Regions from separate parts of the Homo sapiens genome. Here region 2 is linked to region 1. A link is an interaction called in ENCODE POLR2A ChIA-PET data of the cell type or tissue named here. Cell type or tissue: HepG2. All regions are shown on one strand.

The links. ChIA-PET counts read pairs that join two places held together with the same protein. Peaks named below come from ENCODE experiments on the same cell type or tissue, not always from the same donor. Only the 100,000 strongest peaks of a DNase experiment are listed, where the experiment ranks them.
Region 2: POLR2A ChIA-PET joins it to region 1 with 11 read pairs; 2 of 35 experiments call an interaction of 5 or more read pairs at or near these places.

Annotation. Positions count from the first base shown.
Region 1 is chr15:89,796,143-89,804,142 of GRCh38, forward strand. It overlaps ANPEP (alanyl aminopeptidase, membrane), which reads right to left. Exons shown (of 21, transcript NM_001150.3): 7 at 7,747-7,860; 8 at 7,505-7,648; 9 at 7,300-7,365; 10 at 7,097-7,162; 11 at 5,293-5,465; 12 at 4,969-5,045; 13 at 3,284-3,417; 14 at 3,118-3,173; 15 at 1,433-1,580. Among named protein-coding and RNA genes, the nearest start is that of ANPEP, 15 kb to the right of the region's middle. RefSeq lists an enhancer at 7,796-8,000. In HepG2, no CTCF peak of the experiment used is centred here; no DNase peak of the experiment used is centred here.
Region 2 is chr15:89,494,166-89,502,165 of GRCh38, forward strand. It overlaps RHCG (Rh family C glycoprotein), which reads right to left and starts at 2,418. Exons shown (of 11, transcript NM_016321.3): 1 at 2,196-2,418. The coding sequence starts at 2,379. In HepG2, CTCF peaks have their summits at 954 (motif pointing right), 2,224 (motif pointing right) and 6,628 (motif pointing left); a DNase peak (open chromatin) is centred at 2,236; H3K4me3 peaks cover 373 bases; H3K27me3 peaks cover 2,532 bases.

The sequences.
Region 1 (8,000 bases):
GTATTTGAGGCTGCAGTGAAGCTTGATTGCACCACTGCACTCCAGCTTGGGCAAGAGAGTGAGACCTTGTCTCTAAACAAACAAACAAAAACTTGACCTATTGTGTGATACATTTGTAACTGTGTACAAAAAAGGAAACATAAACATAGTGCTCTACATGGCTCAGCAGAGAATACTATTTAGATAATCACAATAAAGCAAATGCTTAACACTGATTTGACTAAATATTATGATTTAACTACATTAGGAGGATGGGGAATGTGGGGAAAGCAGTAAGAGGGTTGAAACTTCATTTACCAAAATCTCTCATTTACCATAATGGATATTAACAGATAATTGAACTTTTTTTTTTTCTTTTTTTTTGAGATGGAGTCTTGCTCTGTTGCCCAGGCTGGAGTGCAGTAGCACCATCTTGGCTCACTGCAAGCTCCACCTCCCAGGTTCATGCCATTCTCCTGCCTCAGCCTCCCGAGTAGCTGGGACTACAGGTGCCCGCCACCACGCCTGGCTAATTTTTTGTATTTTTTTTTTTTTAGTAGAGACGAGGTTTCACCGTGTTAGCCAGGATGGTCTCGATCTGCTGACCTCGTGATCCGCCTGCCTCGGCCTCCCAAAGTGCTGGGATTACAGGCATGAGCCCCACTGCACCCGGCCTGATAATTGAACATTTTTTAATGAAAAAAGATCTCTTCAAGCATGATTTAATGACTACATATCACACCCTGAAATGGATATTCTACAGTTTAACCAATCTTCAACCTTTAGACGTTTAAGTATTTGTGTTTTGTTTGCTTTTTGTCTTTTATAAACTGCTGCAGTGAGCATCCTATGGATGTAGCTTATTCATCCAGAATAAGCTCGAGTTTCCTTTTGGTCTCCCAAGCGGGAGCCTCAGCCCTCAAATAGGCCCCTATGCTCAGCCTTAAGATACTCCAAAGCAGCCAATACCCACATCTCTCTCATAGCGCAGGTGGGCTGGCCGGGCAGGTAGAGGCCTGCCCATCTGACAGAGAAGTTAACTGGGTCTGAGAAAGGGTTGCCCAAGGCCACACAGCTGGCAAAAGACAGGTCTTCTGGCCCTCAGCATGGTGGCCTTTTCTGTGCCTTCTGAAAGCGTTAATTCCCCATATTTCAAATCAACAAACGTTGCTGAAGTCTCCGCGACCTTTATTGTTTTGCCCCACGCAGCCTCCTCACTCACCTCCTCAGTGCCTGCTCACTCACCTCCATGTCCCTCCGGCTCGCTCTTTCACCTGCGTGCTCTCAGGAGAGAACCTGACAAGGCAATCTTTCTTTTTTTTTGGTTTTTTGTTTTGCTTTTGAAGGTTCCCTGACCAGGAGTCCAGTAGGCAATAGTCTATTAACTTCCTAATAGTGCACTTTCAGGCACTGGGGCGAACTGGTTCTTGAACCCTACCATGCACCTCCGTACCTTCATGGGGCCATAGACCTCGGAGCGGTCAAACATGAGCTTGAAGTAGCTCAGGCTGCTCAGGGCGGCCTCCCAGGGCATGTACTGTCTCTCTTCAATCAGGAAGAGGGTGTTGTTCAGCGCCAGAGTGACAGGGACCTTATGGGCACTGGGAATAAACAGAGGGGCCCAAGTAAAGCACCTCCACCCAGCCCAGCCACAGCCTGGGAACCCCAACCCAGGCCCTCAAAGATGCTCCACACCCCTAGGCCCCCTGTATCCACTCCTGGAGCCGGAGGTCCCAGATTCCCAACTGAGCCAGCTCAGGCATTTGCCATGGAAAAAGAGCTACATGGCTGCTGGGTGGTGCCACAAACAAGGCCCCACCCTCACCCATTGGCAGTTCCACTCCTTTGCTTATTATCCCCATTTTACAGATGAGGAAACTGAGGCTCAGAGAAGTGAAGTGACTTGCCCAAGGTCACACACCTCACGAGAGACAGAGCTGAGATTTAAAAGGGCAAGAAGCCCGTGTTCTTAACTCTGACCACCTCTTCTGACTTTCTGGGCACTCTAGGCCTTTCTTCCTCCTGCCTTCTGTACACATTTAGCTCACAAATGTCCTTGTCTGTGGGTGACATCACTCATGTCCAAGAGCTTAGAGTACCTCACCCCAAACAGAGTAGGTGCTCAATAAGTACCTGTTTATCCATACTGCATCCCTCCTGCCCTGTCCAGCCCAGATTTTTGGCACTTAGAACAGTGGCCCAGCATAGTCAGCCTTCAGGAAAAGCTTGGTGCAGCTGGGCACGGTGGCTCACACCTATAATCCCAGCTCTTTGGGATGGCAAGGCAGGTGGATCACCTGAGGTCAGGAGTTTGAGACCAGCCTGGTCAACATGGTGAAACCCCATCTGTACTAAAAATGCAAAAATCAGCTGGGCATGGTGGCACATGCCTGTAATCCTAGCTACTCAGGAGGCCGAGAAGGGAGAATCGCTTGAATCTAGGAGGCAGAGGTCGTAGTGAGCCAAGATCACGCCACTGCACTCCAGCCCGGGTGACAGAGCAAGACTCCATCTCAAAAAAAAAAAGCGGGGGGGCATGGCCAGGTGCCATGGCTCATGCCTGTAATCCCAGCACTTTGGGAAGCCGAGGTGGGTGGATCACAAGGTCAGGAGTGCGAGACCAGCCTGACCAACATGGTGAAACCCCATCTCTACTAAAAATACAAAAATTAGCTGGGCATGGTGGTGCACACCTGTAATCCCAGCAACTCGGGAGGCTGAGGCAGAGAATCGCTTGAACCTGGGAGGTGGAGGCTGCAGTGAGCTGAGATCGCGCCACTGTACTCCAACCTGGGCAACAGAGCGAGACTCCGTCTCAAAACAAACAAACAAACAAACAAACAAACAAAAACAAAAACAAAAAGCTTGGTGCTGTGGAGTAGAGGATGGCTTTGGAGTTGGACAAGCCTCTGTCTGGCTGTCATGAACTACTGTGTGACTTCGGGCAAGGTGTCACATTCTTCATCTGTGAAATGGGTGTGTGGGGACCCAGGGAGGGACGTCCAGGGAGCACAGGAGCTCAGGGCACAGCACGTGGCATATGGGAAGGGCAGCAGGAGGAGCAGGGGCCCTCATTGTGGACTCAGACTTGCTGAAGTCACGAGCTTCTGCAGCTGAGCCAGGCAGCGGAGCACTCACCTGGCCAGGTTGAAGGCGTCATTAATGATCTGTGCCCGATTGATGACAGGGATGGCCTAGAATGCGAAGCACAGCATGTGACCATGGGTTGGCTGTGGGTGGCAGGCCTTGCAGTCTGGTGCCTGTCCTGGGGCAGGGGGCAGGGCGAGGGGTGGCAGACACTCACCGAGTGGTCTCTCTGCAGCTGAGTCTGAATCTTCCTCCAGTTCTCTTCGTCGTAGTTCACCCGGTAATAGCCCGTCACATTGAGGTTCAGCAGGACCCACTCATTGCCTGATGTGCTGAAGAGATCGTTCTGGGCTGTGGAGAGGGACGAGACCTGGGCAGGGCTGCTCAGAGGCCATGGGCTGACCCCTGGACCTCTTGCAAGAGCAGCTGCCCCCGCAGCCTGGCACCACCTCACCCTCAAGCTGCTGGGGAGACGCTAAGGGTGGGGAAGGAAGGGATGAGGAACTGGGCTGCCAGTGGCTTCACAGACCATCAACCCATGAAGATGACATGCCACCCCAAACCTCAGAACCTGCCCTGCCTCCCTAGGCTCTGCACGGCCAGGCCAGCTGCCAGGCCGCTCACACTCAGCAATCCAGGCTGTTCCTCCTCCTTGCCCTCCTCCACACTCCATCACACCTGTCACCCAAGTGGGAACCACAGGCAGCTCCTCCTCTCCCTTCCCCTCCCATTCACCCAGACCCCCAGTGCTGCTGTCTCTTTCTGGGGCTTAGTGCCCCTTCCTCCCTGTGGGTCCCCCTCCTCCCTCACTCCTCTCATACTTTGTTTCAGCAGCCAGAGGTCAGGGCCAATAGGTTGCTCATTTCCCACCTGCCCCATCCACTGTCTCCTGCAGCCCCTGGGGCCCTTGGGGACCAGCTTTATCTCTTGGGCACACCTCTGCCCTAGCTACACTCAGTCCCCACACTCTCTCCTACCTCTATCCCTGGCACTTGCTATTCCCTTTGCCTGGAATTCTTTTCTCTGCCACATTAGCCTGTCTGATTCCTACTCTTCCTCTAAGACTCAGCTCACCTCCTCCGGGAAGCCCTCCCTGACCTCTCCATGAACTTGAATCTCCCTTATTCCCTGCTCCATGTCCCCATACCTCACTAGCCCCAACCATACACTCTGAAAGCACTCAGCACAGCACTAGAATGCCTCCAACTTCTTGCCTTCCTTCATCTGTAGCCTTGGCCAAGGCAAAGGATGACTTGTCATGCCCTTCGCTTCTTCAGTGCCTTGCTGAGTAGGGCTGCTCATAACATGTGCCAGGCACTACTTTAAGCATTTTATGTGGATTCTCTCCTTTTTTTTTTTTTTTTTTTTTTGAGACAGAGTTTCGCTCTTGTTGCCCAGGCTGGAGTGCAATGGTGCGATCTTGGCTCACTGCAACCTCTGCCTCCCAGGTTCAAGCAATTCTCCTGCCCCAGCCTCCAGAGTAGCTGGGATTACAGGCATGCACCACCACACCTGGCTAATTTTGTATTTTTAGTAGAAATGGGGTTTCTCCATGTTTGTCAGGCTGGTCTCGAACTCCTGACCCCAGGTCGCCTCGGCCTCCCAAAGTGCTGGGATTACAGGCATGAGCCACCATGCCTGGCCTAGGATTCTCTCCTTTAATCCTCACATAACTAATGGAGTATTGCTCTTAGCCTCATTTTATAGAAGAGGAACTAGAGACCAGAGCGGGATGGTAACTTGCCCAGAGTCACACAGCGAAGCAGCAGCAAAGTGGAGATTGGAACCAAAGAAGTCAAGTCCATTTGTTGAATGGAATGGCCCATCACAGCCCTCAGAACATGGGCCAGGAGCTAGGAGTATGGGGTGGGGGCTGCTGCCCATAAGGCAGGGCTGGATTACCTCTTACATCTATCAGCCAGTAGTCCTGCTGCTGTCTGCCATCTCTGATGGATGTGATGGGCACAATCCACACGTAGCTGCAATTAAAGATCCAGAGGTGGTGAGAGATGGCGGTGTGGTCACTGCCAGTGAGGAGCAGCTGCCCAGGCTCCCAGCTTCTGCCCAGCTCTGGCACCGAGTGCCCCTGAACTCCTGGCTCTGGAGGGAGGGTCTGTCTACAGTGGCTGGGGCTGGGACCACAGGAGGCCAGTCCTACTATGGTCCCTTAGTAACTGCCCTCTACCCCACCCACCTGACCATGCCTCAGTGACCCCATCTGCTCACTTGAATTCTGAGGGGCGGGTAACATTGGAATCGGGGTCAAGGAGGAAGTGCTCCTGGGAAAGGGTCCCCGTGCTGGTATCCACCGTGATGACCGGGAAGCCCATCTGCAGGGTCCAGCGGTTCATGATGTCCCGCACGGTGGTGGGGAGTTGGATGGACCGGTTGTTCACAGCCTGTGGGTGGAGCGAGAGGGCGTGGCCATCAGTGGGACCCTCCAGTCCCTGCCATCCAGGGCATCTCCTGCAGATTCTCGCCTCGACCCCGGGGGGCCACTTGTATGGGAGGCCTGGGAAGGGCACTGGGCTGGGAGCCGGGAGCCAGGGTACCGTCCAGCTCTGCCTCTCCTCGGCTGCTCAGTGCTGGACGAGCTGGAGAACTTCCCAGCAAATCTATGAGGCCCTCCATTCTGTGGTCCACCCTGAGGTGTGTATGTCAGGGAGGGGGTGCCCAGGATGCCCATGGCTCTTCCTGAACAACACTGGGAGGAGGACAAGAAAGAGGAGACAGAGATGAGAGAAAGCCAGTGTTCAGGTGTCACAGGCAGGGGTGGGGGACGGGGCCCTGGGGGTCGCATGAGGGAAGTGCACTCGGACTGGGGTGTGGGGCGGGACTCAGGGGCACTGTTGTTGTCTTCTTGTCTTCTTGGATCTTTGCTCATGCACCTGCCTTGCCTTTGTCATCACAACAGAAAGCCAACCCCATTTGTTAATAACTGAAGAAAGGAATCACCTAAGAACGGGGCCACACAGAGGGCAGAAGAGCATGTGGGGAGGAACCAGCTGGGGGCTGCCGGCCGAGGGTCTCAGGAAAGAGGAGTGAGAGGGAGGAGAGCTTGGCTTAGGAGGGAACGCAAAGGGGAAGTTGGGGCAGGGCAAGGAAGGTAGTGGGGGAGACCCAGGCAATGACAGTGTCATTTTGTCAGCAGCATCTTGGGGTCTAGGGGGTTGGAAATTGCCCAGCAGGGACCCGGACCTCAGCTGTGACTCTGTGACAAGATCCTGGGTCTCGCTTCCCTGGTGAGACAGGCCTGGACTGGAAGTGCAGCAGCAACAGTGGGGTAGAAGCTGGACGGGAATTTGAGGCTCGGAACTCTGGAGGGGCTGTCGGTGAGGAGAGGACATGTCTGTCCTCTGGCTTAAGACGCTAGCATTGGGCAGAGCTGCAGGGAAGGGGTAGGGGGCAGCTGTCAGGGAAATGATGTCAGCGGAAATGATGGGGGCAGGATGGAGAGGAGGTGGACTCCAACCCTGGGGGAGGGAGAGGAGCGGCGGCCTCTGGGGGAAGGCAGGAGGGTGTGGCAGTCTGGGGATCTGCCCTACAAACAGGGGCTGTGCGGGGTCTGATGGAGAGGAACTCGAGCCGGGGCAGGGGCAGAGGGCAGAGTTCCTGCTGAGGGTGGTGGAGCTGTGTGCAGAGACATGCCCGTGGCGCCAGCGGGGGGCACAGGGCAGCCAGGAGTGGGGAGAAGGTTGAATGTCAGGCTCCAGAGTTCCAGGCAGAGGCGGGAACCATGAGGGCAGTTTCCTCACCACCAGGAAGGGGCTCTACAGCTCCCATCAAGAAGCCCGCTGTAGCCTGAGGTCAGCTGCTGGCCAGGACCTCAACCACAGCCTCACTCAGACACCTCTTGCAAGGAGCCATCCCGGCTTCCACTATAGGGAGGAGCAACAGAGGCTCCATCCACCCTGCAGGGCTGGTCAGCCGCGGAGCTGGACCCATTCTCTTACGCATGTGCTGCCCCCAGGTACCTTCAGCATCTCAAGACCCCAACAGGATGGCTGTGGAGGGGCTGGCTGCTACTGACCTCCTGCAGGTGGTCCCACAGGTTCAGGTAGATGGTGTTCTGGTAGGCAAAGGTGTGGAGGTAGGACTGTGGAAAGACGGGGCACAGTGAGAGCACAGCTGGAGCCCCCCAGGCTCCCCCTCTGTGGTGGGCAGAGGCCCGGGTCAAGGGCGAGGGGCAGAAGGAGACCCACCCTCATGGCTGGCCCAGGGTGCAGTACTCACCGCCAGGCCCTGCTTGAATACGTCCTCGGACAGGAAGCTGGAGAGCATCCTGAGGACTGAGGCGCCCTGGGGTGGGGGTGAGGGGGCGCTCAGAAGGCTGTGCAGAGCCACCAGGACCCTGTGCCCCCAGACCCTGCCTTCAGTGAGGCCCCTCCAGGCCAAGTCCCCACCTCCTTCCCCGTGCCCCACGAGGAGCGGGCTGCACCTTGCTGTAGGAGATGGCGTCAAACAGCTCACTGATCTGGGCCGGCGTGTTGATCTCCGAGGCGGGTGTGGACAGCGGGTGGGAGGAGGCCAGTGCATCCACTGCCATCACGCGGTACACATCATTCAGCACCATGAGGTCTTTCTGCAAATTCCCCAGGGCCATCAGGAGACTGGCCTGGTAGCGGTGGCCCAGGTCTCCCTCCATGCCCCCCGCACCAGACCCCTGGGCAGCTGGCTTACCAAGTTCCAGGTGGGCTCCGCATAGTCAGCACCCAGGTACTCCACGTAGGAGGCGAAGCCCTCGTTCAGCCACAGGTCATTCCACCACTCTATGGTCACCAGGTTCCCGAACCACTGTGGGGGGAGGGGTCAGCTGGGCAAGCCACGCCCAGGCTGGGCACTGAGAATCCCCAGAACTACCCTCCCCAGGGCTGGCCATCTGCCAGGCACAGTGGGGATTTCAACACCATCGTGACCCCTTCCTGCTGCCCTGC
Region 2 (8,000 bases), 300 kb before region 1:
CCCCCTTGGCTGCTCGGCTTCTCCCCTCCTCACCATCCACCACTTCCCAGGAAGCCATCACAGATCACTTCTGCTCAGAGCACTTGGTCCCACTGAGGCCCTGGGTGCCACGGTGCCCCTCTCTGCTTCCAAAAAGTCTGGGGACAGAGACCCAGGATATTCAACTTATTTATCCAGAGTGACCATAGCCCTGATTTGCCAGGACAGTCATGGCTTATCCATGGGTCCCAGCAAATTACTACCAGCACCACCTTCACTCTCAGAGGTGTCCTCTGATGATGATAAATTGTATGATCACACTACAGATAAGCACTTGTTGCATGAACACATTAACCTGGGGTGTGAAAGGTGGGTGGGCAAGTGTGGTGCGAGGAGGATAAGAGCTGGGGAGATGTAAGGACTGTACCTCCCCACTGGTGAGGTTCTGCAGCTCCTATTATAGGGTCTCTCTCTCTCTCTCTCATTTCTTTCTTTTTTTTTTTTTTGAAAGGGAGAGAGATAGAGATTCACTCTGTCACCTAGGCTGGAGTGCAGTGGTGCTGTCATAGCTCACTGTAGCTTCAAACTCCCAAGCTCAAGCGATCCTCCCACCTCAGCCTCCCAAAGTATGCTGGGATTACAGGTGTGAGCCATCGCACCCAGCCTATTTAAGGTCTTGAGGTCCTCCACTCCCCAGACACATTGAGGACCTGTGAACGCCCATGGGAGTTCTTGCCCCTTATGCTCTGGGGTCAAGTGGGAAGCAAGTGCGGGAGGGAGGGAGAAGAACAGGTAAAGGAGGGTCTCAAGCTTGCCTGCCTCACTGTTTGCTGGAAAGTCCCCCCCTTGAGGAGAGGAAAGGTGGACAATGTGAACAGTGGATTTGGAGCCTGAATCCCAAGGCTGCAGCTGTCTAAGATATCTTTTAAAAAACAGCCCTAAATGGAGCCCAGGAGAAACTGTGGTCTCCCCAGCAGGGGGCGCACCCCTTATCTGTTACTTCCCTTCTAGGCACCAAGTAACTATTAAATGCAGCCCATGATAGCCCTAACTTTTTGGCAGCCACTTAATATGGCTGGCTCCCACCAAGCCTGCAGCCCCCCAAACGCAGTCTTTTTTCATGCAGGCTGCCATTCTGAAAGTGTGCAGTTGTTTTCTTGGAGATAGAGAATCCCCTGTTGCCGAGAATGTCTAAGGTGTGGAGGGAATACCAGTTGATATAGGCGGCTGCTGGAGAGGGGCTTTAGGGTCCCTTTCAAAGCTAACAGTCAATGACTACATGAACACCACCGGCTAGAATAATTTTCATTGGCTGATGGCGGATGGAGTGGAAAATCAGAAAGTACAAGGGCATTCTGATTTTGGGAAGAGCCCCAGGCTGGGAGTCCAGAGGTCGGGCAGCTCAGAGTGACCTTGGGCTAGCTCTCCCTGCTCCTGAGTCCTAGGGCACCTGTGTTTGGTGCTCTTGTAGCAATTGCTCCATTATGAAGAAAGGATCCCACCCCAACTCTGCCAGAGCTTTACATGCACTTCCTCGCCACAGCCTCACCCCAACCCCTGTGAAGGAGGTCCTACCATTATCTTCATTCTGTAGATGAGGAAATTGAGGTTTAGGAAGGTTGGCATTTGCCTGAGGCCAGCCACCTGGTTTGTGGCAAGAGCCACGAGAGCATGAGAGAAAGGGAGGTGTGTGATTGTAGGGTCATGCTCTTAACCACAGCACCGCTGACACCAGAAGATTCAGGGGCGCTTGTTTTCCCTCTCCAAGCTAAAAGGGGGTGGGTGTCCTGGCCTCCTGGCCCACCAGTGGTCCCACAACACCTCTGCCCACAGCAGGGCTGGCGCTTATTTGGAGTAAGCGCTCCTCTGGACAAGGGAGCCAGGTCATCCACTGGTTGGTAATGGGGCGAGAGGACTCGGATCTTCTTAGTATACCAAGCAGGGCTCTCTGACAGGGATGTTGGGGGGCTCTGACGGCTGGGAGGGCGGTCAAATAAAAACCTCATCCCGGTGTTTTCCCTACTAGTTTTTCACGGGGAAAAGGAGTTTGTGCACATCTGACAATTTCCCACGCATGCCCTGCAGAGGCCGGCGAGATGCGGAGTCCGCGGCTGCAGGGTAGATCCCCTCCTCTGCCCAGCTCTGGGCCGAGCCCTTGGCCAGGTGGGGACCGGCGCGGATATGCCTCCGCTGGGCCTGCAGGCGGCGAGACTTACTTGGGTAGCGATAGTAGAATTCGTTCTCCATGTCGCTCAAGTTCTTGTGCGTCCTCTCTGACCACCAGTGGGCGTCGGCCTCGAAGTCGTAGCGCACGAACACCCCGAAGAGAATCACCATAATCACCTGCAGGAGCAGGCAGGTGAGCGGCAGCCGCCAGCGGAGGTTGGTGTTCCAGGCCATGCTGCAGGGGTGCCTGGCCGGGCTGGCAGCGGGCGGTTCGGACGCTCGGAGGCCGGCGGGGCTTTTGAGACCCGGGCAGGGGGGCGGGGCGGCCACGTGGGGCACGGAGCAGCTGACTCGGGCACCGCCCGCGCGCTCGCCCAACTGGCAGGGGCCCAACCCAAGCCGAGGGCCCCAAAAGATTCCCCGCGTCGGGCTGGGGGACAGCGGCAGGAGCAGAGGCTAAGGCAGTGGGCAGGAGGATCAGGGTGCCCCAAATTCTGTGTGTCCCGTTGATACTGGGGCCTTTCTCCTTTTGTTCTGCTGAACAGAGAAACACGGGGATCATTGGCCTCCCAGTGAGATCAGAAGGAATTCCCAGACCTAAGTCATCATCATCAACATCATCATCATCTGCCATCATCATCTGCATCATCATCTGTCCTTTCTTTTTCTGATTATGAAATTCATACAGGGCACATGAGAAACAAGGAATGTTTGGGACACTGTCACACAACAGAGCGGCCTGGGGAGACATCTGTGATGTGCTACCCCAGACTTGACCCTGGAACAGAAAAAGGATGTTAATTGGAAAACTGGTAAAATCCAAATAAAGCCTGAAAATTAGTTAATAGTGACGTTCCCATGTTGTTTTCTTAGTTGGGACAAATGTCATGGTTATGTAAAATGTTAACAGTAGGATAAACTGAGTAAGGGCTATATGGGGACTGTCTTTGCCACTTTTCTGTAAATCTAAAATTATTCCAAAATACAAGGGTTTTAAGAAAAAAAACACGTATAAAGGATTGTAAGAACAATTTAAGAGTTTTTCACAAGTTCATTGGTCCATAGTCAGGAACTGTCTTCTGGTTAAGATCTGTGATCTTGACATGAGTTAACCATAATATTTAGGTCTGGGAATTCCTTCTGATCTCACTGGGAGGCCAATGATCCCCATGTTTCTCTGTTCAGCAGTATAACAGTCTGTATATTGTCTGCTTAGTCTGTATATTGTCAAAATAAATTTGATTTTCTAATTTTTCTTTAAAAATACAGAGATAATTGTAGAGATTTGGAAAATACAGAAAAACACAAAGAAGAAAGTAAAAATCACTCATAATCCCACCACCCAGAGGCAATACTAATATTTTGGTGTATGTACTCTAGTCTTTTCCTAGCTCATTGAAGAGGGGCTGGAGGGGAGCAGGGGGAGTGTTTCAAACGATCATACTAATTTATAGCGTTTTTAACTCCTTTCATATTTTGTAAACACCTTCCCATATTATACTTCTACAACTTTTTTTCTTTTTCTTTTTCTTTTTTATTTATTTATTTTTTTGAGATAGGGTCTTGCTCTGATGCCCAGGCTGGAGGGCAGTGGCTTGATCATGGTTCACTGCTGCCTTGACCTCCTGGGCTCAAGTGATCCTCCCACTTCAGCCTCCCAATTAGCTGAAACCACAGGCATGTGCCACCAGGCCCACCTAATTTTTTTTTTTTTTTTTTTTTTTTTTTTGAGACAGGTCTCGCTCTGTTGCCCAGGCTGGAGTGCAGTGGGGTGATCTCGGCTCACTGCAAGCTCCGCCTCCCGGGTTCACACCATTCTCTGGCCTCAGCCTCCTGAGTAGCTGGGACTATAGGCGTGCGCCACCGCGCCCGGCTAAGTTTTTTTTTTTTGTAGAGATGGGGTCTCCCTATCTTGCCCAGGGTGGTCTTGAACTTATGGGCTCAAGTGATCCTCCCACCTCAGCCTCTCAAAATGCTGGGATTACAGGCATGAGCCACCACACCCAGCCTGCCACAACATAACTTTTATAGCAGGATATACTGTGCTTTATCTAGACAATCCCTAGTGTTAGGTGACGAGCGATGAGGTCATTTTTTATTTGTTTAGTATTACAAATCATGCTGTCATGAACATCCAGATATGTAAGTCTTTGCACAACTTTCTGTGAATTCCTGGAGGCAGAGCTGTTTCAATACATATCTCTAGATGTTCCCCTAGAAAGATTTTACGAGACAAAGCATGCACCCTGTGAGCCAGGGGTCAGTGACTTTTCCCATGCACTCTTGCCAATGCTGGCTTTAAAAAATCTTGCCAGTTGAAATCCCAGATTTGTAAAAGCCACTAATGCCATGTATAACATCTGAGGCTAAGCACCTAATCAGGGTGCTTGGAACTTGAGTGTGGCCACACTGTGCCAGCTTGGGGTACCAGGGTATCCCCACTCCCTTGGCAAAGAAGCAGCCAGACACTGCATGAGCAATACCAGCAATAGGGACCATTTATTAAGTTCCTGCGGTTGCCGGATCCTTTTGATATATATTTAAATTCTCAACTAAACACTTGTGAAGTGGACATTGTAGGTACATGCTACAGTTGAAAAACCTGAGTTCTCAGATTGGCTAAGGAACTTGCTGGAGATTCAAACCCTGGGCTGTCTGATTTCAAAGGCTGTAGTCTTTCTACTGTGCCATTCTGCTTGTCCCCTCTGGAAGGAGCGAGAAGGAGGGTTTGACTTCGTGCATGTGCATTCACTGCTGGGGAGAAAAACTTCAAGTACACGGCAATGGGAGTAAGTGGAGGGAGGGAGACAAGGGCTGGGGTGGGGGAGGCTGCTGCAAGTAGATTCATGAGCATCTAGGTTCCCCACAGGAGCAGTGGCGTTATGGGATAGAGGGCAGTGGGTGGCGTGGTCCCTGAAGCCTGGGCCGGGAGGGGGCAGGTGGAAGACCTGCTCACCAGGCTGGCCTGCTTAAAGGATAGGGAAGCCGGGGTGTCTTGCTCATTGTGAGAACTGCCCTCCCATCCAGACCTCCTCCAGAGTCCCCTAGCACACCTGTGGTGCTGGAACCCGGGACCCCCTTGGGGGACTCCTTGATGGGGCAGGGTACAGGGTCCAGGAGAGAGACGCTGACTCACAAGCCCTGCAGAGGCTCAGTGGGACAGACCTGGAGCCACAGCCAAGCACGGTCACTACCCACAGCCAGCACAAGAAGGCCGTTTGCCCTTGACCTTCATATTTGGTAGACTCAAGGTACAAACGATGGGCTTCAGACTACAAAGGGGATACAAGGTTCAAGGGAGACACTGTTATCAGATGGTTTTTTTCTTGGGTTACATTTCTGGGCCACTCAACTAATATAGGTCATCATGAATTAACATTCAAAAACAAGTCCTGGCCGGGCACAGTGGCTCACACCTGTAATCCCAGCACTTTGGGAGGCTGAGGCGGGTGGATCATTTGAGGCCAGGAGTTTGAGACCAGCCTGGCCAACATGGTGAAACCCCGTCTCTACTAAAAATACAAAAATTAGCTGGCTGTGATGGCAGGCGCCTGTAATCCAGCTACTCGGGAGGCTGAGACAGAGGAATCTCTTGAACCCGGGAGGTGGAGGTTGCAGTGAACTCCAGCCTGGGCGACAGAGCAAGACTTCATCTCGAAAAAAGAAAAAATTATTTGTTTATAGTATATCAACATACCATAGTATTTAACCCTTTATGGTATTTCTCCCTTTGTTTTATTCCAGGAAGCTGCTAGGTCTCTCTTGACCTCAGTGAGCCCCAGCAATCACCAACCAAGGAAGGGGCCCAGGGAGCCTCTTCCAGTCCAGAAGTCTTCTCTTCATCCCTTTCTCTGCGGCAAGACCAACTGTCAGAGCCTCCACAGCCTGAGGGCCTGGGTGGCGTGACCCCTGCAGAATAGGGGGAGCAGAGGGAAAGCTAGGCATTGACGTCCCTGGTTTTACTTCTGCTTCTTGAGTAGTTGTGTGACCCTGGGCAAATTGTCAACCTCTCTGAGTCTCTACTCTCTCATCTGTAAAATCGAGACAGTTATCTCCCCTCGGGTCTTGGTGAGACTTATTCTGAGTAGCTGGGACTACAGGTCTGTGCCACCATGCCCATCTAATGTTTTCTGTATTTTTGTAGGGGTGGAGTTTTGCTATATTGCCCAGGCTGATCTTGAATTTCCAGGCTTAAGTGATCCTCCCACTTCGGCCTCCCCGAGTGCTGGGATTACGGGCGTGAGCCACTGCACCCAGCTGGTGAGACTTATTCTGAGATACAGCATGGCGAAGAGCCCAGCACAGTGCCTGGCATGTGACATGCCCTCAGTTCCTGTTCATTTTTTTCCTAGTGCCTGGAACAATTGAAAAGCATGTGCCACTTGAGATTCTGCAGAGAAAGATAGGTAATCAAGGTTGAAGAACTGAGGCAGGTAAGTGTAGGATGGTGGAAGGAGTCCTGGCCTGGTGTGGGTCCAGTTTCTGTCTCCCTCTGCTGGTGATCTCAGGCAAATTCTTAGCCTCTCTGGGCTTGCGTCCTCACCTGTGAAATGAAGATTGTGAATGGGTCATTTCCAAAGCTGCTTCTAGTTGCAAGGTGCCCCCCAGCCCAGAGGAGCTAGCCCCTCTGTTGCTTTTCCCCACTCACATGCAGCCTTCTCTCTGGTTGGACAAGCCGAGTGCATTGCTTCACAGCCTCTTGCAGCCCTGCCAGGACCTAAGTCACCCAGGAAAGGCCTCACCCTTGATCCTGGAGTGACCTCAACCACATTCACTGTGTCTCATCCTGTGTGGGGTTTGCAGGCTGCCCTCTTCGGCTTCCTCTGCCTCTCCTCCCAGCATGCCCTCTTCTTCCTTTCCACATTCTTCTCTCTTTCCCACACCCAGCATCCTCCCAGCCACATCGATCATGGCACCTGTCCCCTGTGTGAGGTCCTACCACCCGGAGACAGTGAAGCCCTCTCCTAGTGCCCCCTGCATAATATTTGAGAAGATGAGACCACAGACAGCAGTAGCAACTGCTAGCACCACCTCTGCAGGCTCTACAGGCCCAGTTACTGGAGGTCCAAGTTGAAAGTTGGGCTAGGACAGAGAGCTTTTGGGATGAGGGGGGTGGGGAGCACACCACCCTCTGAAGTCATTCATTCCCTAGAGGGTCCATCAACTCTGTTAAGACAGGGGTAACATCTTATTTATAAATCTGTCCCCTGCTCACAGTATAGTGTGGGGGCACAGAAGAGGCACTTGGGGAGTGTTCTTGAAGGATTGAGGAAGGAATGAATAATATTCTTTGAGCACCTAGTATGTGCCAGGCACTGTTTCAGGTGCTGAGACATGGCAGTGAACAAATGAAGCAACAATCCTAGTCCTGGTGGAGCTGGCATTCTACGAATGGTGGGGAAGGTTGGCAAACAACCTGGTAGTATGTACCTTACTTATCTACTGTGTTTAACAATAGATAGGTAAAGCAGACAGCATGTGGGAGGGTGATACATGCTGTGTGGAGCAGAGGGGAGGAAAGCGGGAGAGAGGAGGCCAGGAGTACAATGTACACTGAGCGGCCAAGGAAGGCCCCATGGAGGGAGGCGGGGAAATCAGTTCATCTGCCGGTGCCCTAGTCCCAGCCCACAGCATTTTGATGTGACTGCCCTTTTTCTTTTTCTTTTCTTTTCTCTTCTCTTCTCTTTTTTCTTTGCTTTGCTTTGCTTTTCTGAGACTCAGTCTCACTCTGTTGCCCAGGCTGGAATGCAATGGCATGATCTCGGCTCACTGCAACCTCCACCTCCCGGGTTCAAGCAATTCTTCCACCTCAGCCTCCCGACTAACTAGGACTACAGGCACCCACCACCATGCCC